2 separate regions of the Homo sapiens genome follow, and region 1 is linked to region 2. Evidence: read pairs that join two places in POLR2A ChIA-PET (ENCODE). Cell type or tissue: OCI-LY7. All regions are shown on one strand. Links, peaks and the distances in the headings refer to the core of each region. The heading gives the core; the rest is flanking DNA. Region 1 overlaps DAAM1 (dishevelled associated activator of morphogenesis 1). Region 2 overlaps DAAM1 (dishevelled associated activator of morphogenesis 1).

What was found. ChIA-PET counts read pairs that join two places held together with the same protein. Peaks named below come from ENCODE experiments on the same cell type or tissue, not always from the same donor. Only the 100,000 strongest peaks of a DNase experiment are listed, where the experiment ranks them.
Region 1: POLR2A ChIA-PET joins it to region 2 with 7 read pairs; 2 of 35 experiments call an interaction of 5 or more read pairs at or near these places.

The regions. Positions count from the first base shown.
Region 1 is chr14:59,328,679-59,344,832 of GRCh38, forward strand. DAAM1 (dishevelled associated activator of morphogenesis 1) reads left to right here. Exons shown (of 25, transcript NM_001270520.2): 13 at 1,823-2,010; 14 at 2,531-2,830; 15 at 3,135-3,242; 16 at 11,396-11,502. Among named protein-coding and RNA genes, the nearest start is that of GPR135, 130 kb to the right of the region's middle. RefSeq lists enhancers at 1,888-1,937, 2,340-3,148. In OCI-LY7, for the core only: no CTCF peak of the experiment used is centred there; no DNase peak of the experiment used is centred there.
Region 2 is chr14:59,204,111-59,220,264 of GRCh38, forward strand. The region is part of intron 1 of DAAM1 (dishevelled associated activator of morphogenesis 1); the gene reads left to right. Among named protein-coding and RNA genes, the nearest start is that of DAAM1, 24 kb to the left of the region's middle. In OCI-LY7, for the core only: no CTCF peak of the experiment used is centred there; a DNase peak (open chromatin) is centred at 7,311; H3K27ac peaks cover 1,082 bases.

The DNA.
Region 1 (16,154 bases), core at 4,840-12,839, 130 kb after region 2:
ACAAAACAAATATAAGATCATTAGCATAGTGTCTGGCACATACTAGTTGCACAATAAATGATAGCCACTGTTGCAGGATTTAGGTGGCTGAGATGGTACAAAAGAAAATCACCAATGTCAGTGGGAGGAACAGGTTGTTTTAGTGTTTTAAAGTGAAATGATGGGTAGAGTCTAAAAGAGGAAAGATTATAGTTAAATGTTAGTTTTTTTCTAGAAGCTTCAGGTGGCAAAATTGTATTCAAGAGGGCATATTTTGTTAAAATAGTCCAAGGGTAGAAGTGATAAGGAGACAGAAGTTCTGTGGACCTAAAATGTAGAGAATATTTGGGGAGAATTCTCTTTAGGGCAGCACACCCAGGAAGTGCTCAATAAAAGCTTAGTGACTGAATGGTAAATAGATACCATTTGTGGAGAGAGTCATTTAGGCTGGAGCTTCCCAAACCTGGCATACATCAGGATCATCTAAGCCCTGTAGTCGACCTACAAAATAGACTTCTTGGAATAGTGTCTGGGGAGTCTTGAAATGCTGAAAGTTCTCAGGTAATTCTGAGACACAGCCAGCTTCATCAAAAGCTAATGACCAGTGAGAGGAAGGCAAGTTTCTAGTCCTGAAATTGTGAAAGAAGAATGAAATGGAGATAAAAGAAGGAAAATGGGATATAGAGAGGTCATTTTTGGATGTATTTCTGGAGAAGTTAGGGAGGCAACAACAGAGTGGTAGAAGTGGATTGCTGACAAAATCCAGGGATTTTAGTGGCTTGAACTCCTCTCTGTAAACTCTAATTTGGGGGAACTCAGGAGAGAGAAGGTCAGAGACAGAGAAAACAAGAATTTAAATGTGTTAGCAAATTCAGAAATAGAGACCAGCTCTATTAGTATAGCTCGGCCCCAGTGGGTTATACCTCTAGTGGATTTATTGATATAAAAAGAATAGGAATTGGGGACATGTATTTGAAATAAAAATCCGCAGCCTAAACTTTGTTAGTTCTCTTTTCCAAAACTCATCACTCCTTTCAGCAAGCTTGTATTCATTGGCAATGTGAATATGCATTATGCTGAATTGGATGCCCTGTTTTATTATAGCAGGATTGAGGAAGTCAGTAAAACTACAGCTAAGAGTCAATATTTTTCTCCCCTGTGTTACCATGATTTTCGCGTTCTACTGACCCCACTCCCCTTAAGATATTTAATACTGAGATGATAACATTTGCTTTCATATGCCTTAATAATTGTTTACTGAAAGCATAAAATACTTCAAGTAGCCTTCTGAGGGGAGATGGGAGAAGTGATTCCATCTGGGGACAAACCCTGGGTCTGACAGCAGCTCTTCCTCACAGGTGAGACCCTCCCTTCCAGCCCTTCGGCTGGTTGGATGTGAGCTGGCAAACCTAATTCATAAAAGCTGAACTACTCTTTGTCTCACTTCTAATTTGTGAAAAGAGGCCATTTGAATATTTATTTTTTTCCTTGTATTGCTAAAGGACCATTTTAATGACAAGATTCTGAATCAACTACCAAACAGTTACCATTCTCCTCCACAAGAAGTCACTCAAACTTTTGTTCTGTGTTTAGAACTGTGAGTGTAGGCTCTCTTCTTCAGTCTCTTACGTAGTTAATAATAACATTGTTCATCCGAAGCCCACTCCAAGCACAAACATCATTTAGCCTTTGAGTTGCTCCCTTTGATGGAGAAGAGGAATAATATTTACCTAATAAAGATCCTCATAATCTCTGCCATCATCCTCAGTCAATTTTCTTTTAGAGAAAATGCTTCAGCTTTGAAGACTCTCCTGTTTTCATGTCCAATTGTTTTCTCGTGTAGAGCACAATGAGCTACAACAGAAACTGGAAAAGAAAGAACGAGAATGTGATGCTAAGACTCAAGAGAAGGAAGAGATGATGCAGACCTTAAATAAAATGAAAGAGAAACTTGAAAAGGAGACTACTGAGCATAAGCAAGTCAAGCAGCAGGTGGCGGACCTCACAGCACAGCTCCATGAGCTCAGCAGGGTGAGGTCTTCCGCTCAGCTCACGGGCAGCTGCCAAGGCCTCACTGACCCTAGAGCCCCTCACCCTTAAGTAGAGAACTTCATACTGGGGGAATAAAATCTGAAATGGCTCATGATTCATCACAATTAGGAGACTCACTCCCTCTGCTATCATGTAGGCAGCAGAGGCTGTTTGGGGGTGCATTTTTAAATACTGTACAAATCTAAGAGCAAAGGAAATTGCATTAGCTTCTTAAAGTGAAAACTGACTTCATGAAAACCAGACTGTCTGTGATGGTGCAAGAAGTGAGAGAGATATGAATGCATCCCAGACAAGTACTTGAGTGTCAGGTACAAAAGGTTGATGCACTGGAGTCCATAAAGGCCCAAAAGAGTCCATTCGACTTTACCGATCCTTTAAACATTCTCAGAAGGGTGAATTTCTCTATAATAAACATTTTAGGCCAAGTTACAGACTCTTAAATCATTCAATGAATTTACTTCTTCCATTGATCTTTCTTTTCCTATTTTTATCTTTTCAGAGGGCCGTCTGTGCTTCAATCCCAGGTGGACCCTCGCCTGGAGCACCAGGAGGGCCCTTTCCTTCCTCTGTGCCTGGATCTCTCCTTCCTCCCCCACCACCCCCACCTCTACCAGGTGGGATGCTTCCCCCTCCACCGCCTCCCCTCCCTCCAGGTGGCCCTCCTCCTCCCCCAGGGCCTCCTCCCTTAGGGGCAATCATGCCACCTCCTGGTGCTCCAATGGGCCTAGCACTGAAGAAGAAAAGCATTCCTCAGCCCACAAATGCCCTGAAATCCTTCAACTGGTCTAAACTGCCCGAGGTGAGCCATTTGTTCCAGTTTTCCCTTTAATGGATAGCATTAGCAGCTCATTGTGTTATCACTGAAAGGGAAAACAGCCCTGGCTGTTAAATGATTTCATTTTCTAATGTGGACCAAGAGTTCTCACTAGCTCAGATATTTAAGTGATAAAGCTTCTGAAATAAATGACACATTGTTTGAAACCCGTCACTTTGAGTGTCTGGTAGACTGAAAAATTTGGGATAGAAGCACTTTTTAAATAACCATCCCTGTTCTTTTTATGTATAACTGTAAACTATAGCACTTATTACATTGATGTTTCTAGAACAAACTGGAAGGAACAGTATGGACCGAAATTGATGATACAAAAGTCTTCAAAATTCTAGATCTTGAAGACCTGGAAAGAACCTTCTCTGCCTATCAAAGACAGCAGGTAACAGCATATGCCCTCCAGACACCAAAAAGGTAGAAAAATCATGTCTTATGCATGATCTCTGGCCCATCAGCCATGGCCGTGATGTGACCGGCATATGAATTCTAGGCTGTTGGATCTACCCTGTGCATGTCCGTGTCTCCGTCCAAGTGCCTGTTAGTTGTATGTGAACAGTCGAAGATATATAAGCTCCTTGTTAGGGAGTTTCATATCTGGTATATGTCTAAGACCTTGTCTCTATTGGTGTAAAGAGTTTTGTATGCTGTCACTTGTATTTAGTCAAAATGGTTCACCAGGAGAAAGTAGAAGAGTTAAGTAACTTAAATTGTCACCCCACAATGTTTGTATCTAAAGCTATTTTGGTTCATCTGAATTTTTTAAAAATACATATCAAATGGTTACCATTTGAAGCAGAATTCTTTGTGAAATGGATGGAATTTTTAGAAGTATGGAGGTTTTTAAATGACTATAATTTGGCCAGTAGATGGAACTTAGGAGTTTTTACTATATGTCATGAACAGAAGTGGGGTTGTAAAGACCGAGCAAGTGGGGAGATGGTAATGGTGCAAATAGGACCAGAGACGCTACTGAAAAGTGAGCAAAGCTTTTGTAATAGTAGCAAAAACATGTGATTTGGTGCCTGCTGGCACTCCACATTGACAAGGCATCACTATGTGAGCCCCAGTCACATCTGTGTGGTACCTCTTGTTCTTCAAGAGGGCATCGTGATACAGCCTCTTAAAGTTAGACCAGAAGAGAACACAGCAAGGTGGCCAGGTCTGGAGAGTTTCAGAAGAAAAAAGAAAAGGTGGAGTAGGATCCCAAATAATCAAAGCCTTGAGAAGAGAAAACTTGAGTCCAGTAGTGTGAGAAGAAAGATTCTTAAGTATGACTGAAGAGGTGGAATGATGGAGAGAGCAGAGTTCATCCTAAACAGGAACACACGAATGCTGGGCCTCTTACGGGGCTTTCCTTGGGCTTTACTGAGAGGCCCTTAACTCCCAGATGAATCATGGGTGGAGCATCCTTAAACAAGCAGCAGACTTCCTAGTTGGTTTCCTTGGCTTAGTCCCCAAGAAAGAGTGTATCAGAAAAGAAATACTGAGCACCAAAAGAGTAGATGGACTCAGGCTAGGGGGAGAAACAAAAACTAAGGGTTTCTTGTTTCATTTTGTTTTGTTTTTCAAAATGGCCTTTGATACATCTGAAATGGGGGGGAAAAGCCAATATTTAAATGAATATTTTTCCTTAAGAAAGGGAAAGCTTTTCTGCAATGCCTTTTATGCTACTTTAATAAAATACAAAAATAGAGGCGGTTGCCTGCCATAGTGACATGAACCCTTAAAACAGGAGCCCTCAGCTGCCCACCCCTACTGTAAGTAGAAAGGCAAACTTGGGCAATGCTATACACACCAAATAAGGGAAGATGAAAAAAACACAATGAAGATAAGGCATTGGCCAATAGAAAGCAAAACAATTTATCCTTCAAAGGACAAAAGTTGTCTTTAGAGTCCTCACGTGGCAGGGACTGTGACCAGACTCATTCCTGATTGGCTGCAACATGCTGCCTCTTTCTCTGTCTGCTGTCCTGAGAAGGTGTCTCCTTGGCCTTGACATGGAATCTTGATCCATTTTAGCAAATTTCCTGATAATTCAAATAATCTTCTAACCTGGCTACATGTCCCATTGCTTTCCCACTTCAGTTTTGATCGCTGATACTGTTCCATGCTGGTTGCCTAATATGAAGATTTGAGAACGTAGAGAAGTAAATTAAAGGAAGGAAAAGCAGCAGTTGTTCCAAATGATGCTATTCAAGTCTGAGCATGTGGGTTGCATTTATTATAAAGGCAGGTGGTTGAAAGACCTAAGTTTACAAGACTCATAATTAACTGGCTTTCAGCAGAAGGTGCAGAAGGATACTGCCAAAATGCTCTGGGACAAATATGTGGACAGTTCTCAAGAGCTCTGGGAGACAAGATTGCAGAAAGCCTAGCAATTGGGTAATTGTCTCCTAGCAACCAACACTGTTTAAGTAATCAGTATGCATTCCAGTCAGGAGAGTCCAGAACATTTCAGTTATACTTAACACTAAGTAGACCAGTAAGTAGAATCAGTTGTGACCATATTTTCAATAGCACTTCCTGGAGAAACATTTCAGCATACCTGATCAGCTTGAGTAATTCAAGTAGGTTTTCTCTTTTGGTGCAAGAATTTGAAATGAGAATTTTTTAACTGTAAATATATTTTCTAAATAAGGATAATTTGAGCCATTTTATTGAAATTACTGAATTCTGATAGAAAATCCAAAGATGTGGACACTTTAGTTGGAATATATAGGACACAGTAAAGAAAATGGGTTGCCTGTCATTAAATGTCCCCTTATCTCATGACCAATGGAAATACTCAAGACCTATGCATTTTCATTTCAGTCTTGGCAGTGCATTATATAATTCACTTGAACTGCTCTCTTTTCTACTCGCAAATGAATACTCGGGATCTATTTTTTTCCATGATGTCTCCTTTTTCCTCCCTCCAGAGTCATGACACCCTGTTCAAACTCTCTGGACTTCAGCCAGTTGTTTGGCTAGATACAATTCTCAGAGAGGCAAAGGAACATTACAAAGGTAATGGCATGAATACCATTACCTGTATGCATGCAACAGGAACCCTGCACAGAGTAAGATTTTGGAAAAATCTCAGTAGTGTCGGATTAGTATAATTTAGATGAATACTGAGAAATGACACTTAGGGGATATATACAAACATAAGTGTATATGCACACACATATATGCTTACACATATCTGCATAAAATATATCCAGTTGATGTGAGGAATCATTAAAATGAGAACTTATATTGTCTGCTTTGTATACAAAGTACTTCAAAGGATGAAAATGTGTTAAATTTTTGCACAGGCCCACAGTGTAACTTACAGTATAAAAGCAGAGATGAGAAAAAGCTGTAAATAACTATAATATGGACTACAAGATGATAATATTAAGCATCCATTACATTCCTGATGCCAAGTATGATATGCACAGTTCCCAATCTCATCAACCTTAAGATTTAGTTCTCAATGGAGCTCTTATACTTATTTTCTTCCTTAATGCTCACCCCCAACTCTATGAGTAGATATTCATATTTTATAGATAATAAAAACATGGCTTGGTGTGTATTTAGTAACTCCAAAGGGACATAATTCCCAATTTCACTTTGCTCTTCCCCATGGTTTTTACTCATTATAAATGTCAGACTTTGTATAGGATTTTCTTTCACTCCAGCTTTAAGAACAAGACTACTCCTATTCAGAATTTTTTTTCAGTGTAAATATCAAAGGTGTGCAGAGCTGATTATGTAAGCTTATGTGCCACATGAAATGGGATCTAATAGCAGGCAGTTATTTCTCCACTCACATTCCAAAAGTTCATTTGAAAGTCAATGTCTTGAATCTCAGGTCCTCTTTTTCTCATTGAAACTACATTATACATGATTTCCAGGTCAGCCACAAAAGACTGATTTAAATGGTAGCACATTGCATAGCAGTACTTTTCAGATACAATTAAACAATATTCATCTCCGTTTTATGGGAAATTTTCATCCCTAGATGCTATAAATTCATTTCTCTCTATCCATACAATTGAATAGAGGGGAAATGAGCTAAAGGCACTACATTTACCTAAAGGGAGTCATATCTCTGTAGCAACAAATTCACAGTTCACTATCTCTTCCTTCCCCCTGATCTTTGCTTGAGGACAGCCCTTCCTTAAGGATCCTATTGTCATCACATTGTAAAACTTCTCAAAGCCTCTACTCTGGGTTAGGAACAAAGAATAACGGTGGTCTCAGGCTCCAGAATCCAACCTCTCCTGCTTATATGTAATACACAAGACATTTTGGGGGCTCCATTTAGAGCATTCAATGATACCTTCTGATTTTTTATAAATTATCAAAGAATTTTCCTTTTTTATTCTCTTTACAATTTTTATTCTATAGGTATAATTTTCACATTGAAAAATGTTATGATTTAAGATATTTATTTCAGTAGGCTTGATCCTTAGCCATGGCACATGAAAACAGAAGAGAGAAATATAAATAGTGGTGTTGTTTTTTTTTTTTCTTAAGACCAAATGTAAGTTCTGTAACTGAGCTTCATGATAAGAGTTAATCAGATGTGGGGTTTTATATAAATATAGTGTTTGAATTTTCCTGGATAGAGATTCATAATTTTTACCAGATTTACAAAAGTCTCAAAAAGATTAAAAACCATTCATGTAAAAGTTATGATTATCTGTGAAGTGTTGAGTCATTATCCCATTGTGGAATTCAATCTATAGCACTATCAGCACTGCTTCCTGAAAATGCAAGTCCCAACTTCCTATTTATACTCCAAGCCCTAAGCTTTATGCCAGAAATTGCCTGGAAAAACCAGACATCCTGTTAGGTGAAGCCAAATATAAGTGATTCTACCACATTTGACCCAAGCCAATTAGAAGTATCTTTTGTTACTTCTCTCTGATTTTTCAGTGAATAAGCTTTCAAAAAGAATGTTAACCTACTTGAAATAGGCCTGGAAGCATCATTATTTCTAACATGCCCCTTTGAATGAAACTCATAAGCTTTATGATTTTATTTCTAATGTGCCAAGTAAAGGACTTTTAAAAGAAGTGGAATCTTTAGGGTAATAATTGAAGAAACTCTTGCTTGGCATTCTTCATCCTCACCTCTAGAAAGAAAATGTATTACATAGTTATTAACTATTACACTTATTGCTGATGGTGGTCACAAATTGGAGATCTTGACCAGCTGTTTTTTCAGCTCAACTGAAAGCAGAGCCAAAGGGGAATAAGTGGACTTGATCATCAGGTTGAAAGATGAAATAATTGTATTACTGTAGCTTCCAAGTACTGAGCTCATACATATGTGTCAGATACCTATGTGTCAGGTACTATACACAACGCATTACGTGATTGTCATGTTTAATCTTCACACCAATCAGTTGTTAATTAACCACATTTTACAGACAGATAGACTGAGCCCCAAGCCACACACCCGGTAAATAACAGTTGCCTGATTCCACAGGCCTCTACACTAGAGGTCAGAAGTCTTAATTTCCTGCCACTGGGAACTCATAAAATAGGATGAGTTGCCAGTGAACTTCAAAAAAGTTTCTTCTTTGAGGGTCAGACAGTAAGAGCAGAATCTCTAAGTTCAACTAGCAACTCTCTCTTTAAGAGAAAAAAAATAGGTTAAGATGACTTCATGGAGTTCACTTCGCCATAGTCTTTTTTGCCCTTGAAAGGAAACTGCTTTTACAGGAAGAGTCCTAAGGAGCTTCAGAGTAGACAACTTGGCAGTTATAACAGAGACAAAAGAAAACTGGGATATCAGAGGAGTATCCATTGTTTTTTAAATGCCATTCTAGAAAAGCAGTCCCCCCTTGTATGGCTAGAGCAAGGGGAGGACACATTCTGTTTCTCACTAGAGGAATTGTGTGAAACAGCTCATCTGTGTAAAATTGGCCTTGGCAGTGCTGCTGAGACCAGTGAGACCTTAAGGAATCTGCTGAGCAAATGCTGGTTGTGCAAGCTGTTGGCCCGAAAACTGGGGCGTGTTTTGCACACCAAAGCCTTATTCATTTCAGCATTGCAAAAATATGCAACGTATGCTGTAACTTTCTCACAGCATGTCAGTTACCTCTTCCTCGTTCCCTTTTTCATTCCAAGTCTTTTCTAAAAACTATTTCCAGAAGAGACTGTTGACCTTGTATGCTTGAACAGTCCTGGGGCAGTTAGGACAGGGCCACGAATGGCTGCACAACACACGTATCACTGATTTTCTCTTAATTGCATGTTCTTTTTCCTCATACCTACCTGTAGCACCTACAGGCATTATTTGCACTTTATAGGGGTGCTGAGGGTTAATATTACTGACTTGAGTTGTTCAACCTGTCTTTTCTCAATCCTTCCTTATAACACAAGATGACAGGAGATTATTTTCATCAAAAAAAGTTTATTTATTTATGTATTTTTGGTTTTCCTATTAACAGTAGGAATAGTTTCCTCAAGTTGATGGGATTGATTTTCTCCTGCTTCAAGTAAAATCATCATGTTGAATAAATGGAGCCAGTGGTCATTTCAAAGAGGATTTATTCCTTTCCCAGCTTGGGTCTTTCTCAGGTGTTTTAAGCCCTGTCTTTTCTGAATTTGATTTTCCACCATTGAAAATTGGGTACAGCAAATGTCATCGTCTTTCTCTACCCTGAATGCTTAGTATTGTGCTCTTCATGGTATTCAGCCAAATTTTCTCATCTTCATCAACTCTCATTGATGATCCCAGGGGCATAAATCATCTCTTACCCTACATCACTTGTTTCCTTGACTGCTTTGACTTTCCCCCATTTGTTGCTGTGACTTCTGAACTGCATATATCTGATTTGCCTTTTCCATGCCTCTGCCATGGCTGTAGGATTTCTTTGTGAACAGTAACTCCAAGCAGGTAAGTGAGCTACTACCTAAAGCTTGCTTAATATAACTCCTTGGCTCACTGTAAGCTTGAAATCTCTTCGTTATCCAGGGTTTTGTTTTTGTTTTTGTTTTTTTACATAGTGTAATCTAATGCCTAGGTAACTCCACTTTGGATTTCAACTCTTAAATGAGTATCTAGAGGTTCGCCTGAAATTTTAGCATGAGACAGTTGACATTTGATCACCTAGTGCCTCACAGTATAAATTCCATATTGCCTTTGTTTTCTAAACTGTTACACAGTTCTAGAGTTCTTTGGTTTCTTTACTTTTTTTTTAATGCTACCGTTATTGGTACAATAATTTATATAATTGTTTTTTTCCTCCTAATTCCTGAGTGGGAAATATATGAAAAAGGCTTGATGGTGTATATAAGACTTGGACTATTGTCTTCTGATAGTTATCAAGTACTTTTTATAGATTGCATAGGCTGCAGTTGAATTTAGATGCTTGATATGCTTAGTGTCTGAGCAAGCCAGATTGCAGTCACGTCACTACAAATTCATTTTCTTTTTAAGCTGCAAAAATTTAAACAGTAGTACAGACTCATGTTAAAAACAGCAGTCTGATCCAAGATTTTGTAGTTTGTAGAACTGATAATGTTAGATGTTCTCCATAAATTCACGAGGCTTAGTAGGAAAGTACGTAGAATTTTTAGAACTTAAACAGACTTTAGAGGTACTACTTTAATTCAGCCCCCTCATCAAATGAGGAAACTCTGTAGGTAAGTTGAATGAATAATTCAGCTAAGATTCTTTATCTTTGTGTAAAATGTAGATACAACTTTGCAAAAGAAAGAGCTACTTAATCAGTTTTCTTACATTTTTAAAACACTGTAACGTTTTTAATTGATTCTCACTGCTAATGAAATCAAACTTGCTATTTATCAAGTTAGCCTTGAACTTTTTATTATTACCAATACTCCTGATGCTCAGTTCACTCTAACAGTATATTATACATATTTTTGGTCTGTTCCACCTGAAATTATAACTGGCCATCATAGCTTACAGATTTCTATACAGCAACAGAATATGCAAGTAGCCTTTTATTGTTAGTTCAGGTAACTGAACTCATGCCTCAAACTGCCCCTTCCCATTGTCCATCAGGCTCTGGAGTAATGAAAGTTACCATCTGGCTTTGGGAGCTTCCTGTTGTACATGAAGATGTTTGGGAGGTTTTATCGTTTAGCTTTTTTGAGTGCTCACAATGCAGATGGTTCTGGGGTGAATGGGCCTTGCAAGTGGCTGGACCGGCAATGGCAAGCCTCAGCTGAGCCTGATTCATAGTGACAGTTCTTCTGTCTGCAATCCATAGGAATTTGGGGGACAAAAGGAGGGCACCACTCACTGATAATTTATGCACACTTAGCATCTTCAACTTAGAAGCACTTTGTTCTTCCAAATAATGCTTTTTCAAATGTGGGTGGTCAGCTTTTCTTATTATTTCCCTTTACCAACTAGACTGTAGCCTTTGTTTCAATTCCATCATTCTCCACACTTCCCACCATTTCAGCCTTGCCCATGTGTATACGAGTGTGTGTATGTGTATATGAACAACAATGTAAAGGAAAGTGTGTATCTGAAGTCTGAATGTCCCTGTTGGACTTTGATGGATTTCTTTCATGCTCTTTACAGAAAGAAGCAGATGCCATTGATGACACTCTGAGTTCCAAACTTAAAGTTAAAGAGCTTTCGGTGATTGATGGTCGGAGAGCTCAGAATTGCAACATCCTTCTATCGAGGTATTGTTGATGTTGAATAAACATTTCTAGTAGGACCAACATTTCCATTCTGTGGCTCAAAACCACATGTTAGTGATTTTGTTTTAATTGTACTCTGCTGAGGTACAGTTCTTTGGATCCCCTTCTGTTAAAATGAGAACAGCTCTTGGTGCTTACTTTCCCTAGTGGAACATATCAGAGCTGGATGCCTTCTTTCTCAAAGTTTAATTTCCACAGACCTCTAAATGTAAAGGCAGAACACCCTGAGTCAATCTTTTCTTCCCAGAAAGCCTGTAACATCGACTTGACTTTTATTTACACTTCTTGGCCTTAGAGATATTTTGGTCATTTAGTAGCATTGTCACAGAATCAGGACCAACAGATGAAGGCTCTTTGTTTTATTTTGCTTTCTAATGTCACCTTTTTTCATTTCAAGGTTATATGATTTCATGTTCTTTTTGAGCATTTTTATAGCTAAAAGGATATGTAAATCTCAAACCTCCGTGAAAAGCTAATTTATCCAGTTCAGCCCTGTTCAGAAATCTTTCTCATAATTAGTGAACCATCACAGCCTTGGAACTTGAAAAGAAGAAAGGAAATTTGGGAGCCTGGAATCTGATTGCAACTTCGGGCAATGTTGTCAGGTTTTTCTGGGCATTTCAAATAGCTTTTCTGTATCTAGTTTCTTCTTTTCTGTAAAAGGAACTTTCACATTAGGCAAAGATACCTAATGCTTATGGAGTGAGTGAAGATGTAAAGAATCCCGAGTTTGGGGCTTTAAAGATAAGTTACATTCTGGAAGGAATGTTGTATATGCATTGAGGCTGGTATAAGGTGACTTCTTTTTCAGGGACTATGAAGAGAGGGAAAGTAGTAGTCCTTATTATTTAGATGTTCTTAGAATGAATTTCTTTTAACACAAAGAGCTAGTGCTTGGTTTTCATGGAAGTTGATTCTTAGCCAGATATGTATTACTTCAGGGAGCAAATGTTTCTTTTAATGAAGAGAAATTTAACCTTAGTGAGATCTTTGAATTGTAATGCAACTAGTAAGGTAACCTGAACCATCCTGTTAACATTTTACTTCTGCCTCTGGCTGAAAGCTGTGTAAATGGCCGTACCCTGTGTTTATTCTGACTTTTGTTCCATGAACTATGCTCAGGTTAAATAAAATATCTATCTGCCTCAGGAAGCCACCACTTAAAATAACTTGAAGGTCTACTTATTTTTCTTCTACAGTAGTCCCCCCCTTATCCACAGTTTCACTTTCTGCGTTTTCAGTTACTCACGGTCCAGTACAACAAGATATTTGGAGGTAAACTGCATTCACATAACTTTTATTACAATATATTGTTTTAATTGTTCTATTTTATTTTTAGTTATTGTTGATCTCTCACTGTGCCTGATTTATAAATTAAACTTTACCCTAGGTATGTATGTATAGACAAAAAAAACATAGTCTATGTAAGGATCAATACTATCCACAGTTTCAGGCATCCACTGGGGGTCATGGAACATATTCCCCTCCAATAAGGGAAGACTGCTGTACAGTGTAAACAATTTGTTTTGTTACCTTTTTATAAGTAGTATTCCTAGTAGCAAAATTAAATTAACTTGGGGAAAGTTGTGGAGTTTTTTTTACATCCTAGAATTTCTCTCTATATTTTATGCTTGTGCCATCCAGATGAATGCTTTAAAACACTTGGTGAAGGGAGCTGTCACAGAATTTCTATAGTGTTGAAATGCCTTTAGAGTAAAAACTGTGACCTCGTTCCTTATTGACAGATTATTCAGTAGTACTAAGTACCAACCAGGGTAATTACACTAGATATAGATAAGGTTACATCTCTTTCTGGCAAATTTCCCATTCTGTTATTGAGGGAATTAGTTCATATTTGTGGTATGTAAATTCCCTTGTTGCCCTAGGCCCTGACACTTTTGAGGTGACTTAGAACTTGAATGTATCTAAACTCTCTTAAGACAGTTTTAAGAACTGGCCTCGTATCTGTCAGATTATCAATTAAAATCCAGTTTAGTGTATAAGTATTATTACAGTGAGCACAATTTAAAAGTGTGTGTGACAAAGTAATTTTGAGTCCCGTTTGACCTGCTGGCCATTGGGCTGCATTGATAAGGATCTGAAGCCCTCTCTCCCATGGATGATTCAGTGCCCCGTCCTTTTGTGCTCACTGGTCAGTTGTTTTACTCTCTCATCAGGAAAGCACAGAATGACATGTTAAATGTGGTACAAGTGAAAAAATTAGGCAGATTTAATTATAATTTGTATTTTATTTAGTTTTTTAACCAATCAGCAGTTTACTTTTCATTCTTCCTTTTTTGTTGGCAATTTATTACTATGCACAAAAGGAGCTGGGGACATAAAAGGAGAAAGAAGTAGGAAAACGTGTTCAATACTTTTTCTCTTAGTCACCACTTTGGAGCATTTTTTTGCCCAGCACCGTGCTGAGTGCCATAGGACATACCAAAAGTTAAGATAACGTTGCTGCCTTTGAAAGCACATGGCTAATTGGAGAAGAAAAATGACACCTGTGAGAAGATTTGTGCGCAGTTCAGGGCTTACACTGGTCTGACTGAAGGACATGGAGCCCGGCCATGTAGGAGGGGCACCAGCAGGGCTTATTGTAGAAAGTAGGCCTCAAAGGCAAAGACTGTTATATGACAAGAGGAGGGGCCGGGAAGGTGGTGTCAAGGAGGCGTGCAGCAGCAAAGATGTGGGAGGGACATAAGCACAGTTAGTAGAGAGCCCTGCAATCCCGGCAGAAAATTATCAATTGGATTGAATGAAACCAGGCAGGAGAGCCCGAAATTCAGGCATTGTGCATTTATAAGGGCATGAGTCAGCCCAGAATCACATCATAACCTCCTCATCTATAAAATGAAGATCATGAGGGTAGCAGCCCTGCAGCGGCTTGTGAGAATTCCTCCTAGGATGTGTGCAGCCCTGGGAAGGGTGCCTGCATGGGAGCTGCCCAGTCAGTGTCCTATTTATGTATCCATGGGATCAGAACTGGTGCCTTTTGTTCAGTAGGAGGACACTGTGTGTTTGTTTAATAAGGTTTTTTAGTTTGGTCTTTTGGTTTCGCAGGACAGGTTAGAAGGGGTTAACAGCTGGACCAGGGCAGCCATCAGATAAGGGCCTCTGTTGTCCAGGTGAGACCTGATGACTAAGGACAGCCTGGAGAGAGATGAAGAAGCCCTTGAAGGCTGATTTTATGCTTGGGGACAATGAATAGGAATGTTTCTATGTCAGCATTTCCTACCTTCTCACACTTACTATCTTTCTTTCCTGATTATTTCATTCCCAGAGACTGGTGAACTTCTCTATTTCTTATCTTGCTGTCTAGGATTTATCTCCTGGCAATGCCATCATTACACCAAAGTTCACCACAGTGAAAGCCTGTGGCGTATTCCATGGGCTGTATTTTAATGAACACTTGTGTTCACAGTATTTAAGATTATACCTTAAAGGTCTTCTTCATATTTTACAAATGTCAGTGGACCTTTTGGTCAGGGGCACCTGCCACAGCTTTCTCTGGAGCCAAGCAGGCAGTTGGAAAGAGGCCAAGGCAGGGAGGAGGTGCCAGCACTCCCCATGCCTGAGTGAGTAGGATATTTGCAGCATGAGTGACCAAATCATTCGAAGCTCTCAGAAAGAGATGGCCTAAAAGGTGTGCATTTGAATGGGGAGCTCCAGGGCACCAGGGACCATACCTTTCATGGGAAGAGAGTAGAATGGGCACGTCTTAGAGACGTTCCTCAGGTCCTCAGGGAATAAGCAACTTTTCTACTGGTATGTGTGCATGGGTGACATGTAGCAATTTAAAATTTACTCTGTTTTATTCCCCAAAACAGACCTCGCTGCCAAAGGCCTGGGGGTGGCAGCGGGGGAGACAGAAACTTGGAAGCAGGTTTATATTGCAAAATGAACCCACCTGAAACACAGTTTTATGAAGTGTTCTGCCGTTCTTTTTTTCCAGATGCTCACTTAGCACAGCAGCCTGGGTGTAGTAAACCACAAAAAGCTACTCTAAAGTAGGGGGATTTGGCCTAAATCCACTGAAGCAGAGCTAAGGCTGATCTAGCCATCCATCCTTAACTTATTTTAATTACGCCTGGATGTTCCAATTCTCTTGGCAAATTTTTGAAATACTTGAGTAGAGCAACCTGGAGTTTTGAATACTGTTTTAAGATGGCTGGTTTGTTTCCTGCCTTGTAAAGAAAGTTGGAGTAGATATCTCAAAAGTTGCCACCCTCTGGCACTTCAGAACACTGCCAAGCTTTAAAAGCAATTAATTACAGAGATTAGAGACTGATTCTGTGGATGACAGATGATACTAAGAACTCTGCAACCTATAGAACCATCCCTGAGGGCGGGGTACCTTTCTCCCCTTTCCCTTAAGGTAGGGTTTCTTTGATCCAACAGGACGCGTGCATAGCATTATGTTGACAGGTAGATTTTCTTAAGTGCTAGCCATTAAAGTCTCCAGTCTCTTTGTGGGCCACATTAAGAGAAACCAAAATTGTTTTGAATTAGAGCTAGTGTTTAGTCCAGACAGCCTCTGGGGGTTGAGGAGCATAAATATATACAATTTCAAAAGCAAGAAGTTCTGTGCTCCATATGGGGAGCTAATGAAATGCAAATCTGATACTTCA
Region 2 (16,154 bases), core at 3,107-11,106:
TAGTTTTATTACTGCATAATACATTACCACAAACTTAGTGGCTTAGTAGTCTGCACATGCTGTGGCTAGATTCTCTGCCCAGGGTCTTAGCAGGCAAAAATCCAGGTGTCAGCCAAAATGCTGTAGTCTTCAGCTGGGGCTCAGGGGCTTCTTCCAAGCTCATGAAGTGTTGGCAGAATTTATTTCCTGTGACCATGGGACTGAGGACCACTAGCTGTGGGCCAGGGACTGCTTTTAGCTTCTAGAGGCCACCCACATTCTGTTCCACATGGCCCACATTGGCAGTTCACAGTGTGGATGTTTGCTTTCTTCCATGCCACGTGGAGAACATCTCTCTGATTTTTTTCCCTGCAATCAGCTGGAGAAGAGGCTGATATTAAAGGGCTCCCCTGATTAGGCCAAGCCCACCCAGGGTAATCTTCTTTTGACCATATAATGAAACATAATCATGAGAGTGGTATCTCATCATAGTGACTGGTTCCATCCACATTTAAAGTGGGGAAGGGAATTATATGAGGGCAAGGGTAATGGGGTATCATTTAAAGTTCTGCCTGTCATATCAGGTAACGTACATTTATGCCATTATACTCTTGATGATTATTAAAATGAAAACACAACATCCAAAAAATCATCAGAATGGGGCTGGTGCAATGGCTCATGCCTGTAATTCCAGCACTTTGGGAGGCCGAGGCAGGTGGGTCACTTGAGGTCAGGAGTTCGAGACCAGCCTGGCCAACATGGCAAAAACCTCTCTCTTAAAAAAATAAATAAATAAGTAAATAAAAATCATCAGAATGAATGGCAACTCACAAATATGCTTCACGACTTCCTCTGTCTTCCTAAAATGATCCCCCCATCAGATTTATTGCTTCCTGTTGCTACTTTTTTTGTTTTATGTGGAGTGAAAATGAAGATTTTAAAAACATTTTATTATTGAACATTTCCTACTCATATACATAGAGAAACTAATACAACTAGTATGAGAATCCTCCATGTTATTTTGTCCTGTAGAATTTTCCACAGTCTGGAACTCTTGTTACAGCATGATTTTCTGTTTACTCTAGTTCCTGTAAATTTGTTAAAGTGAAAATAATTGATGTCTTATACTATCTGGTCACTAGAGGTAGAAAAACTATGTGATAAACAGTGTGTATTGGCAAAATTTATTAGGTCCATGTATATAGAGATATTTCAAGAAGCATATACATTTAGCAGTGAAGCAAATGTCAGGTTTTCCAGATTCCTATTATTGAGAACAGTTTAAGTTTAGTTCAGTTAAAGTTCTTACAGAAAATAGATAACATTTAAAAATATTAAGTGATGTTTGGATTTGCTGAGATCTTTGACCTGAGTGTGTTTGTTGAATCAGGTTTTAGCTTCTTTAAAAGGAAAAAAAATTCTTAAAGGAGAAAGACATTTGAGTTTTGAGTTTTGGAAAATGACCAGATTTAAAAATTGAGGTCATGAAATAATTGCTTTTTTACAGTGAGCCTTTGCTAGTTATTTCATATCTGTATGTTCTCCAAAGACAGGTCTTTTGTCCTTAAAGACATGATGTACTATATTTAAAATCTTTACCTTGGAATATTCTGTTTTTAAAAACGCAACACTTTATATTGTGTTAAGAGAATAATTTTATATGGTTGTCACTGAAAGAAAATAGAAGCAGTTATCTAACTTAAACTTCATTTTGTAGGAAAAGATACCCTTGGGATGAGATAAATAAGAATACAGTAGGTTAGAAGAGAGGATGGCCAACTTTTTCTGTAAAGGTTCGGGTGGTAAGTTTTTTTGTTTTTGTTTTTGTTTCTGTTTTTTTGAGACAGGGTCCAGGGTAGACCTCCCCGAGCTCAGGTGATCCTCCCACCTCAGCCTCCTGAGTAGCTGGGACTACTATGCCTGTCTAAATTTTGAAAAATTTTCATAAAGACAGGGGTCTCACTATGTTGCCCAGGCTGGTCTCGAACTCCTGGGCTCAAGCAATTCTCCCACCGTGGCCTCCCAAAGTTGCTGGGATTACCAGCATGAGCTACTGCACCTGGCCCTCAAAGTGTTCTAAACTATGTGCAAATGGAGAACCTGAAGAGATTTTTCCTTAACCTCTCTTGATACATGTAAGATTGTGTAATTCACTTGATCATTCTGGGGCTCAGGTATTTATTTTATTTTATTTTATTTTTTTTGAGACGGAGTCTTGCTCTGTCGCCCAGTCTGGAGTACAGTGGTGCGATCTCGGCTCACTGCAAGCTCCGCCTCCCAGGTTCACGCCATTCTCCTGCCTCAGCCTCCTGTATAGCTGGGACTACAGGTGCCTGCCACCATGCCCGGCTAATTTTTTGTATTTTTAATAGAGACAGGGTTTTACCGTGTTAGCCAGGATGGTCTTGATCTCCTAACCTCGTAATCTGCCTGCTGCGGCCTCCCAAAGTGCTGGGATTACTGGCGTAAGCCACTGAGCCCGGCCAGATATTTCATCTATAAAATAAGATATACTTATCCCACTCTTATTCCAGTGTTTAAAATTAATTGGAAAAAAGATTAGAGTTTCTAGAATGCCGGGTGTAAACAGTAGATACTCTTTAGGATCAAACTATTTTGAGGAGGAAAGTAGTAAGAAATATTGGAAATCAAGTCTACTTTTCTGAAGTTTTGACAAATCAGTTTGTATTATCTTCAGCTACATTTAGCAAAAAATACTCTAGTAGATTTAGGAACTAAAGTAGGGTCTTGACTGGGTTTGTTTTGTTGAATTAGTAAAACTTATTTATCATAGCTTGCATTTGTTTTAAAACATATTTTGATTAATTATTAATTTATTTTTAATCAGTGTTGTGGCCTGTATGCAGGAACTGATCTATTGGTAGATAGTTGGTGCTAAAGAATAATTCTCAAAGAGTTTAAAAATAAGATTCTCAAAATTATAAACACATGCCAACAATTTTAATTCATTAATTAATGAGGGAACCAGTAAGATGTTAAGGGTCGTTCACAGGAGAATTTGAAGAACAGGTATCTATATGTCTGCCTGTGTATCTGTCATCTATCCACAATCAGAAATGCTGAAATAAATTTGCTAGTGTATACAGCACTTGTTAATATTTTCAAGGGCCGTAAAATGCAATGTTTGCTTATCTTTTCTATAGGCATGTAAGGCAATTATATCACTACCAGACAAAATTCATTTGTTTTGCTATGGACAAGAGGCATTACATTACTGTGTGTTTTTGGCAAGTGAGTTTCTGCCTCTACAGAGCTGTGAGATAGTCTAGTCCAACAGGTTCTCAAACTTTTCGATTTCAGGACCCTTTGACTCTATTAAAAATTGAAGATCCCAAAGAGATTTTACTGTGTAATATATTTATCATGTTAGAAATTAGAATTAAGAAGCTTTAAAACTATTAATTTCATTTAAAACATATCAATAATGAAACCTATTTCATGTTATGTGAATGATGACTTCATCGTGGGTATTAAAGCGCCTCAAAAATTCTACTCTATGCTTGTTGAGAGAGTAAGAGTGAAAATGACAACATCCTCGTGTTACAATGAAATTAGTTTTGAACTCACGAACACACTGAAAAGTCCTCTGGCTCTCCAGGACTCCTCAGATCATATTTTGAGAACCACTGGCCTAATTACAAACAAAAAAGTCAAAGATCATCCCTGGAGGGCCTCTTAGACCACAAATCACACTCCATTGAGAGGATACCCAGTAATCTCTTTTGCCCACTTCTAAATCTTGGGTTTTTTCCTGACAGCAGTCCCTTCTCTGAGAAATTTTGCCGTGCCTAGCATGGGGAATTTTCAAGGCCATTCTGAAACTATTAAGTCAGAAACTTATTTTTTGGTTATAATATTAATTTAGGTTCACTGTGGGGAAAAAAACACAGAAAAGTACATAGAAATAGATAAAAATCTTAATGAAGTTTTAAAAATGCTTTTGATTATACATTACCTGCGCTCTTTTGCATTCTGCCCCCAATTAAATGTTGTCATAAGCATTTTTCATGTAATTAAAACTCTTAATAAAACTCTTAGATGACTGCATTTATTTTCATTTTATACATGGTACTGAGAAATAAAAATAAAATCCTAAGCCTCCCAGTTGACCGAATAGACACCCTGTTGTCCAAGGGGACTCCCAGAGAAACCTTAAAAATTGAATTCCTGGCCATGATGGAATGGGAGATTTGACACATCTTAGTATGCCCCTTCCTTATGAGCCTTTAACCAGCATTCCTTCCTAAGGAGTAAGCAGAAGCCAACTCCAGAAAACAAGAAACGAATGAGTCATAACTTCATCGCTTTCAGCCAATCATCTGAGGCCATGGCCGGACTCCCCATCTTTGCAGTTTCGATGTGGCAGCTCACCAGTTTCACATGCATCCCTTCCTAAAAACTGACCACCATCTCTAGGCAGGTTTTGTCCAACTCTCTCAGGAGGTCCAGTGAGGGTTTTCATGTCCTCTGCTTTGCCTTTTGACATCAGAGGGCTGAAAACTCAACCCTCAGATCATGCTAATGCCACTGTTTTTTGAACATATGACCCATGAATAGGCATCAATATCATTTGGATGTTTGTCCCCTCCAAATCTCATGTCGAAATGTAATCCCCAATGTTAGATGTGGGGTCTGGTGGGAGGTGTTTGGGTCATGAGGGTAGATCCCTCATGAATGGCTCAGCACCATCCCCTTGGTGACGAGTGGGTTCTCGCTCAGTTCAGGCAGGATATGGTTGTTTAAAAGAGTTTAGGACCTTCCCCTATCTTTCTCTTGCTCCTTCTCTGGCCATGTGATGTACTGGCTTCCCTCTTCACCTTCTGCTGTGATTGTAAGCTTCCTGGGCCTCACCAGAAGTCCAGCCCTGTTGCTGCCATCCATGTACAGCCTGCAGAACCATGAGCAAATTAAACCTCTCTTCTTTATAAATTATCCAGCCTCAGATATTTCTTTATAACACAAAAAGTCCCAATACAGGCATGAAGCTTAGTTGCGCATGTGCATGTTTCTCCTTTCATAAATATTCAGGACTCCTCCTATAATCTGTTAAATACTTATATTTGACCATCCCTCTTGGCATACATTTCTGTTCTCTTTACTCCTCCCTCCAAGTGCTTGCTGGATGGCACCTTTTATGAGAAATAAAGCTCTCCTTTCCAAATTTATGAACCTTATGATTCTTCAGTTCACAGTACAAGATAACCATTTTTGTTTTTCCATTAAAATTATGAACATCTTTTCCATGTTTTAGATTATTTTCTTAGGATAAATTCATAGAAATAAATGAAACAAAAGGTGCGTAATTTTCGTTTTTCTAAAAGGAAAGATGGTCCCCGACTTACGATGGTTCCACTTGCAGTTTTTTGATATTACCACTGTGGGAAACCAATATGCATTCAGTAGAAATTGTACTTTGAATACCCATACAACCATTCTATTTTTCATTTTCAATATAGTATCTAATAAATTCCATGAGATATTCCACACTTTATTATACAATAGGCTTTGTGTTAGGTAATTTTGCCCAATTGTAGGGTAATGTAAGTGTTTTTGAGCATGTTTAAGGTAGGCTAGGCTAAGCTATAGTGTTCAGCAGGTTGGTGTATTAAATGTATTTTCAACTTACAGTGTTATCAACATACAATGGCTTTATCAAGATGTAACCCTGTTGTAAGTCAAGGAACATCTATATGACCAAATCATCCTCAAGGAAGATTTTGCAGGGGCCAGGCACAGTGACTCATGCCTGTAATTACAACACTTTGGGAGGCCAAGGCAGGAGGATCACTTGAGCCCAGGAGTTTGAGAGTAGCCTGGGCAACATAGGGAGACCCCCATCTCTACAAAAATTAAAGAAAAAAAAAATAGGAAAAAAAGTAGATGGGCATGGTGGTACACACCTGTAGTCCCAGCTACTTGGGGTGTGTGGGCTGAGGTGGGAGGATTGCTTGCGCCCAGGAATTTGAGGCTGCAGTGAGCTATGATACAGCCAGTGCACCCCAGCCCGAGGGTCTGAATGAGACCCTGTCTCTAAAACAAACAAACAAAAAAACCAACCAAAACCAAAACAACAACAAAGTTTTGCAAATTGACGCTCTTGACAGTGAAAGAGCATTAAAGCATTTTTCACTTCACCATTGCCTACAATGAGTATTATTATATTACAATTATCTGTGATTGGACAACTAGCAAAAGCTATCACATGGTATTTTTGCATTTTAAAAATTTATTAAATATAACTTTCCTCCCTAGGTCATTTATATTTTTCCTTTCTTAAATGGCCTGTTTGCGAATTTATCTGTTTAAATCTCAATGTTTTTGAAATGACCAGAAATGGGAGTAATTAGCAATGCAAATAAGCCAGCACTTTTCATAAATATAATAAGCAGTCATTAAACCCTTTGGAAGGAAACTTACGATATCTCCAGGTACATTTTAAATGATCTAAAATATTTCTCTGTGATTAAGGGTCTCTTGCTTCAGTTTCGCATAATTAATTATCTTAACATACCCTCTCCTCATTATCTGGAGGGAAACCTCAGGCTAGCTTCTGTCATTTTCTTGCCAGTTTGCATTTCCTGGAGTTTGCCTTAGTGTTTTCTTAATCTTAGTAGTTTTCTGCTGATGGTGTGACTGCTACAAAGAAGGCTTTTCTGAAGGCATAAAAACCAGGGAAATGATACATAGTTTTTCCACTGGACTAAACTTGTTTGGAAAATAAGGAGGTAGAACAATGAAATAATCCAAATATTATGAGGAGAGAGGGAGAAGTTTATATTATAATGATTTATGTGATAAAAGAAATGTTATGCCCAGTATATTTTGTTTATACATGGTGTTGTAAAACAGATCCAAATGCTTGTCTAAAATATTTGCAGCATTGCCTGTACAGCACCTAAATTTTACAAAATGCTGTACTTACGGTCCAATTGCCTTTTTGTCAATATATCATAAACCAATATTGTAGGAGAAATGGTTTTTCTTTTAAATGCTTTAGGTTTGGTAAAGCACTTTAGGTTTGCTTTAGGTAATTTAAACAGAGAAATAAATCTTCTTCCAAGCACAGAGAGCTTCATGTTTAAAATTTTAGATGATTGTAATAATCCCAGTAACAGAATATAATGAAGTGTTTCCCAGCACACTTTAGAGAAGACATACTGAGTATTATGGTTCTGTTCAGATTTTATTTTCTGGGACTCTATTTTAAAGTGCTCCATCTGTATTTAAGAAAACACATGCATGCACATACATCCTGTGGCACTCTCTTCTAGGGCAGGTGTTGGTGGGTAGGTCCCTGTGCATTTGTTTGGGGGACACGTTTGACCCAGTGGTGTAATAGTTGTTACAAGAGGATTCTCTGGAGGAAGGCTGCTGCTGCAGAGGAGGAAGTCACATTTGTCTTCTCCCAAAACATCAACTCATTGTCTTCCTAGCTTGCAAAAATGAATATTTCTCCCCAGTTGATTTGTTAATTTCTTGCATCATTCAAATGCCAGATGATTGGACTCTACACAATTGACCGAAGGAACAGAATTTCCAAGAGTGTCAGTTGCCTTTCTGAGTAAAATAATCAGACACTTCACTCACATTCTATGAATAAATAACACCTCCAGTGTAAAATGGATTATGAGATGTTTTATCTTAATTTTCTATATTTCTTGAATTTGCACTGAAAAAAATCTTGTGAACAATCTTTAATATAACACAGAATAATGATTTTAAACAGCCTCTCCCCTGCTATGACTAGTAAAGTTGTGGACTAAAAATATTCAAACATATTTTTCTCATTAATGATGAGTTCCATATTATTTTATGAACTTCTGAAAGATAAATTTTAAGAAATATAAAACACTCCTTTTATTTTCTGATTTAGCCATTCCTCCTTAATTCTTATTTTAAGTGAAATATGTGATTGCTAGATTCACATTTTGTAACTTTCTTTATGTAGGTTTCATTTTTTAATGGGGCTGATTCTAAATGGATAAAACTTTGATACATAGTTTCTAAGATAAAACATCATTAATTTTTACCATGACTGGTAGCTGCTATTGGCTTGCATTTACTGAGGTTCTCATGTTTCTACTATTTAGGCTTAAAAATATATGACAAAGTATGTGATCATAATAATGCCATAATTCATTTAGTATAGTCATCTGGTCGGGAGTTATAAACTTTTTTGAAGTCAGACTTGTTTGTTTGTTTTTTTAAATAGTATTAAATGAGAATTTCTTATACTATCAGTTGTCACAAGGTGAACAAATATAAGTAATTAAGTCAAAGTTTTGAAGCACATATTATGGCTTATGCTGTTGAAAACTCTCCAGTGTTTTAGCATAATGTCCGAGTCAAGTTAGAACACAGGTCTCTGCTAATTGTCATATCTTAGATGATTGCCTGATAAAGATGATTGTCTGGCGTAGCTTGGAGTACCAATACAGGAGACATGTTCTTCCCCCACTTCCTATTCCTTCCACTGCCATGCTAGACAATGCTTATCAAAGGTGACATTCTTTCCTACCCAGCTTGGACATGCCTCATAATCCTGCCCAAGCAGCATTCTAATAGCCACAGCTAGTAAACAAGGGATCTAACTAGTTTGTCAGTGTAGGTAGTAGAATCTTTAAATTTTTTTTTAAAGGCCATTGTTAGTATTTTTAAGAGATCAATTTACATCATTTATTTCAGATGGAATATTGTTTATTTCTCTGTCGCAGTGGCTCCCAATCTTTTAGAATGTTCCTTTTTAATAAAAAAGAATCAGATTCTCACATGACCTTGAATTTCTTTAACACTTTAAATGAATTTTACTTTTATCAATCGCAGCATATAAATTCATTGGAAAAATAGGCATGTGTATATGTATCAGACATTCACATGCTTATGAATGAAGGACCCCTTGTAATACTTCTGCCCCTGCCCCCCATTCCACACACCACCCCCTCCCCAGGAGTAGGGATTAGAAATCGTTAGTCTTTCCATTTTGTCTTCTGTGGTTTCAGTTAAAGTTCTAAAGACGTATTTTACTAAAAGTGGAATTGACTTTTTGTATTCAGGGGAACTTGTCAGTGGTTTTCATATTATGTGCCGTGGAGTCCCAGGATTCCAGAAGATGCCTCAAGGGAGACCCCTCCCTTCCCCCGTATCCCTTCCAGCTTTAAGCAGCCTGTCTGCTTTAAGCTCTTATATATATTGAGATTCTCCATGAGATTTCATTTGTATAAATGATTTCACAGCTTACCAAAAAAAAAAAAAAAAAAAAAAGGAAAGAGAAAACCACTGATAATCCCACCTTGTTTCACACATGATTAAATGCAATGCCCAGAGTATTTTGGGGTTATCCTGTTAGTTAATGTTGAAGCCAGGTTGAGGACTCTGATTGTCTGACTTGCAGGCCACTATCCCTCTACCCACTGCTATTCCTAAAACTAAAGGAGGATGTAAACTGACACCACCACCAGCTGTGAGTGCAGCACATACTTATATGGAAAGAAAAATTGTTTACATTGTAATACCAGGGGACTCAAATCTGTTTCAGCCCTTAAATAAAGGGTTGCAGGGTATACGTATATGTAAATGCTTGTCTTGCCTATGTGTGGCCTTCTCTCACTATTTACGGTGGGTGGAGGGAAGGTGAAGCTTACTTTTATAAATTTTATTTTAAAACACAGAAGAGCTGATGCTGCAGTCGGAAGACAGTTTATTTTTCTCCCAGAGCTGGACCCCTTCCCTGTTGTGTTTGTGACATACTTTGCCTTGTCCTGATTTTAAGCATTGGGCAAGCAGAATCTGCCATCTTTCCTGGATTTCACCATCTATCAAAGGGCAACCTCAGAGCTTGTTTCTCAGCAGTGGTCACCTATTTCCATTATTAAATCAACTTGCTACCAAGATATCAGGCAGATATCACACTTAACGTACCTGGTTTGATTTGGCCTGCCTTTTTTCATCTGAGGCGTTAGCACAAAGCTAAATTTCCCTTTGAAGTTCACTGTGATTCCGAGGATCTTTGCTTCAGTTTACTTTGGAAGATTGGGGCTGTAGCTGATTCAAGATAACTGGAGCAGGTGTCTGGTGACAGTTTGCAAAGGGTGCTGTGTAGACCTAAGTTCTGTGCCTGGCATGAGAAACCTCTTTGTCTTTCTTGTATACGTTGGTTTAAGTTCATGTGGATCACTATGAGGGATGTTAAATGTTTTGCATTTAGATTCTTCCAAGTTGGCAGGTGCAAGGCAGGCCTGGCTGCTACCACAGACCCCTGACGTGCTTCTTTCTTCCTTGCTCTCCTCAGGAAGGTCATCCTATTTGAAGAGATACTTTTCTGTTAACTGTGGAAAAGCCAGATGTCTCACTTTAGGCAATAGTTTCAACTTCGTTTCTTCCCATGTAGTTTGACAGATCGACCTCAACCCTGACCCAGACAACTACTAATCTGCTTTCTGTCTGTATGGATCAACCAGTTCTGGACATTTAATATAAATGAAGTCATGTAATATGTGGTCTTTTTTGATTGACGTCTCTCATCTAGTTTAATGTTTTCCAAAGGTTCATCCATGTCATGGCATGTATTGGTACTTCATTCTTTTTTATTGCAAAATAATATTCTGTTTTATAGATATACCACATTTTTTTTTATTCATGGACATTTGGGTTGTTTCTACTCTTCAGCTATCATGAATAATGCTGCCGTCAACATTTGTGTTTAAGTATTTGTGCGAACATGCGTTTTCACTTCTCTTGAGTAAATACCTAAGTATGGAGTTGCTGGGTCATATAGAGACTTGGTGTTTAACAATTTGAGGAAATGCCAAATGGTTTTCTAAAGTGACTGCACTATTTTATATTTCCACCAGCAATGAGTGAAAGTTCAGGTTTCTCCATATCTCATGTGTTTTTTAAACACTGTATTCTGTTGTGTTTATAAAATGTTTCCTCTTGTCTTCATAGATGAGGGAGTCAGGGACCTGAATGATAATTTTGGAGGAAATGAAACAGATGAAAGTGAAATAAATTATTTTCATATTGGCTCAGTGTAGCTGTGGAAACCTTTCAGCCCTGAGCCTACAAACCTTCCTGTTTGACTGGATATGACATTACCAGGAGTTTTACTTTCCTGCCTTTATTGTCCCTGGAGAGAAAAAAGAAATATGTCTTTTCCACAGCTAGACATGGAAGGTTCAAACAAATATAAAGGACCCCTGAGTTATTAACAATTCCATGGGAACATGTGCTTGGTGTATGCCCAGAATAGTTCCTTTCAAATGATTCTCTTGGTGCTTCTGCACTGTTCTTCACCAGAGTGTAACATAAGAGCTGAATCAAGGCTTGTTCAGTCAGTGTTTGGAAAAGAAGTGGTGGCTGGATGCTGGTCAGCTGGCTTGGGCTGTTGGCAAGCTTGCCACCGACCATGCTTTCTGCAGGCGGCAGCCGCTGCAGGCTTGTTAAAGGCCTGCACCAGGCCGAAGTGTTTGCATTTGCCCTGTCGGAGCTCAGGATAACAAGGCCTTTCATAATCCACCACAGTAGTAAGCAGGCAAGTCCGGTGGCTCTGGAAATGTCCCAGTACACCAGCCAAAGGCAAAATCCCAGCTCCTTTGCCCTGTGTGACAGCCGCGGGGAGTAGGCTAGGGTGGGGGTTGAGGTAGATAAGGAAGGAAACACCAAGGAATGTCATTTTTGTTACATAAATTGATAACTCCAAGTGCCTTCTCGCTACAATTGATTGCTTTGGGTCATATATTGACAGTAAGCAATTTGATTATTTGCCTGCTGAAATGACACTATAGCATGAGAGGTCAGCCTCTTAGGACAGCCTTTCTCACGTTCCTCTCATTTTTATTCTTGCTGAGCGGGACCATATGAATGACAGGCTTGTTTGCGAGGGTAGATTTCCATTCCATTCATGCACCTTGCAGACCCAGTCACTCTTCTTGTGGGTGGAGTTTGCTACACACAGGTGGAGTCTAGAAGGTGAGGTCCCCAGGGCCTCCCAGCCCTGTTTGAGCTGATTTTCTCTTCCTTGAGTCTTGTCCAGCCATACCTCCTCTGACTTCCCAGGGTCCCTCCCTAAAATGCCTTACTCACATGAGGAGAGGACCCTGCATTCTGACCTCCTCTCCATTAATGCTGCCTGTCTCAGGCACAGTTTTTCAATGTACTGTGTTATTTCTGTATTTCTGTCAAGTCAATATCATGCTTTTATTAAAATGACTTTGAGTGTGTGTGTGTGATATTTTTGGACAGCTGCCTGTTTATTATACTCATGCACATTGTCTGTATTTCATAGAGTAGGCAAAAAAAGGATTTTAATCAATTGCAAGAGTCAATTTCAGGCAGGACGCAGTGGCTCATGCCTGTAATACCAGCACTTTGGGAGGCCGAGGCAGGTGAATCACTGGAAGTCAGGAGTTCGAGACCAGCCTGGCCAACATGGTGAAAGCTCTTCTCTACTAAAAGTACAAAAACTAGTTGCTCGTGGTGGCATGTGCCTGTAATCCCAGGTATTTGGGAGGCTGAGGCCGGAGAATAGCTTGAACTGGGAGGCAGAGGTTGCAGTGAGCTGATATTGCACCACTACACTCCAGCCTGAGGGAGAGAGCGAGACTCTGTCTCAAAAGAAAAAAAAAAAAGTCAATTTCATATCACCATGAAGTATTGGAATTCTTTAAGATTAGAGTAACACTTGATGTGTTTCCTGTTGACTAACCGTTTGTGTGATTTCTGTAGTAATTAAGGTGTTTGGCTTAGTTACCTCAATTGGAACTATAAAGAATTGAATTTTAAGTATATACTATGTGTATGTCTATATAGTTTTTTTTTTTTTACTTGTTTGTAGCCCAGCGATGCTTGAAAGTTGAGAGACAATACCTCCCCAAACACCCCAATATAGGAGTTTCCAGCAGTTTTTAGTTTTTTAAAACAGATATTTGATCCACGTTTGTTTGTCTTGCATTGTGTTTGACCTGGTCTTGGGAGAAAAAGAAACTGTCTGAAATGGGCTGGTTTTCATGGAGGCAGGGGTGAGGTAGGGTAACCTGGCTCTTCCTAGTCTGAATCTGGGCCTTTTTTGTTGCTGACCACAGTGGGCTTGGAGAGGCAGCCTGCTTGTCCTGCCAAACCTCAGGACTGCTCCCTGTGTGTGTGTCTGTGACTGATTTCTTAAGGGCAGTAAGGATTTAGAATTTATCAAGCACCATCACCATAACACTTCATGTACCCACCTTCAACTTGAGTACTGTGTCTGCATTACAATTTTACTACTGAAAATCTTCCTTTTGTGTCTTTTGAGATTTTCACTGTAGATGGGCTTCTGATTATATCAGTGTGGTGTAACCAGAGTTGGTAAAAGTTTGACATTTGATTTTTTAAGATATAACATGTCTATGCTGCTGTTATGGTATTGATTAGCAATATGTAGCTATTTAAATTATAATTAATTAAAGTTAAGGGCTAGGCATGGTGGCTCATGCCTGTAATCTCAGCACTTTGGGAGGCCGAGGAAGGAGGATTGCTTGAGGCCAGAAGTTCGAGGCCAACCTGGGCAAAATAGTGAGACCCTGTCGCTACAAAAAAGTACAAAAATGAGCCAGGCACAGTGGCTCATGCCTGTAATCCCAGCACTTTGAGAGGCCAAGGCGGGCGGATCACAAGGTCAGGAGTTTGAGACCAGCCTGGCCAATATGGTGAAACTCTGTCTGTACTAAAAAAAACCCAAAAAACAAAAACAAAAATTAGCCGGGCGTGGTGGTGGGCACCTGTAGTCCCAGCTACTTGGGAGACTGAGGCAGGAAAATCACTTGAACCCAGGAGGCGGAGGTTGCACGCCACTGCACTCCAGCCTGGGCGACAGAGCGACTCTGTCTCAAAAAAAAAAAAAAGGATCAGGTATACTGGCATGTGCATGTAGTCCCAGCTATTTGGGAGGCTGAGGAAGGAGCATCACTTGGGCCCAGGAGTTGGAGGCTGCAGTGAACTATGATTGGGCCACTGTACTTCAGCCTGGGTGACAGAGGAAGATCTCATCTCCAAAAAAAGAAAAAAATTCAAGATTAATTTCCTCCGTCAAACTAGCCATCTCATATGTGCTCACTAGCCACGTGCAGGCTAGTGGCTACTGTAGTAGATGGTGCAGGGATAAAACATTGCCATCATCACAGAAACTTTTACTGGACAATGCTGACTGTAAACTTTTTTCTGCCCCAGAGGGTCCAAGCAAGACATTAATCACAGCAAAACAGAAGCTTTGCTTAGATGAGTTCAGGTACTGGAAAATTGCTGTTGCCTGTTCCTAGCCTAGAGAGAGATAAATAGATGTGCCATTTTGCTCCAATTTTCTCTGAGTAGTGTTTCCTTGCTGTGATTTCATTTGTTTCTAAAGGGGTGTGAATATTCAGTAATAAGACTTGCTCATATTCAAATGCAAGTTAAATAATCTGAAACAATATGTAAATAGTTATTATCTACCATTCCTTGACATTAGAACTGATACTTCCATGTCCAAGAGTGAAATCAAGATAAATTAAAATTACACTAAGATTAGATTATCACTATTATTTTCTGATGGCACACACATGTATGAGTTTCATCTTATGTAGGCTTTGTCCTTTGGGGGAGCTAGAGTTTATTTTGGCTTTAATGTCTGTCTGTTGGTTTCTGATTCTTTGGAGATATTTTTAAGTCTCGGCATTTGTTAGCTATCTTTACCCTGAAATTTGAATTCACAAGTTATAAATTTATAAATACAAGAATGGAGCACAAATATTCCCTTCCCCCGGCCCTCCACACATGACTGCCAAGCTATTAATGTTTTTATATGACTGATATGCAAGGGCTGGGACTGTATTACAAGCCATATGACGGACACATAACCTGTTAGTGCTCTAGGAAGTTTCAGGTAAAAGGACAGAGGAGTGGCAGTTATTGGAAAGACCCTTTCTAGTTTATGTGAGCATTGTTTCTTTCATTTCCATTAACTTGAATAATTCTCAATGCCTTGGGAATGTATACCTGTGTTCTTTCTAATGTTGGCATTTGGTGGTGATGGTGTCTACACTGAAATTTTATCTAAAGTCTTCCCCAAACTTAAGCCTGTTCTACAGCCAGTGTGTAATACTGAAGAGGAACTTACTACCTTCCACCACCACCCCATCACCAGCCTATCCTCAGAAACTTTGTAGGTAAAATTGTGTGGGGTTTTTTCTTTTTTTTAAATAGTCTTTTCTCGAGGGCTAGGAAAACTTACTCTATGATGATTAGCCAGGACTTGTGCATAAACCTCTGGGGGGACATCGGCATGCTGTAGTCAGTATCCTGATTCTTGTTCCCTGGTTTCTTCTGGGTATAGCAAGAACACTTTTTATTCTTGGCATAGCACTTCAAGAGATGGCTTATACATTCTTTCCTTTATATTATTTATTCTGTTTCATATCTGCTTATAATTGGTGGTGCTTTTTTCTTAGTCCATGGTAAATTTGTATGTAGACTATTATACGGTACTCTTTCCTCCAAGAGTAAAGTCTAGAAAACTGGAATTTCTGCTTTCTAGAATTGGATCTTAGGTATAGTCAAGACTTAGTGCCAGTGTCTTTCATATGTTCATAAACATCATATAAACATGCAATACTTGATTTGAACATGAGCTTGGCCAACCTGTGTTTTGAGTCCTTCAGCCTTTCCTTATTTCTTGTCTTCTTACTGTAGGATCCTGCTTGTCTAATATCCCTTTGGTGTCTGCTCCTTTGCCTTGAGGACTTTGGTGCCACTTCTGGACATGCCTTTATTCATTCTTAGCTGTGGTCCAACATCTTGCTCCAAAGGCTCACATTTACCTTGTCTGGGTGCCAGCTATAGATTATGTTTGAATTCAAGAGTGGTTCCTGCTATGGATGTAGCTATTGGTTTCGAAAAATACAGATTTTTTTTTTCCAGGATGGCATCCATTGCCTGTCACTGAACTACAGTGAAAAGTGTTGTTTTGGTTTCAGTTCTTGATTTTAAGCATTTGACCAAATTTCAAGGTCTCTCATCCCAAGATTTTGTTTTGCCAGAAGCTTCTGGCAGGAAATAGAATGATAAAGGAAGAGATACACAGAAGTCAGAGAATTGGCGGCTCTATTCTCAGGTGTAATGGAACTTAATTAAACTTTAAGCTCCTAAAA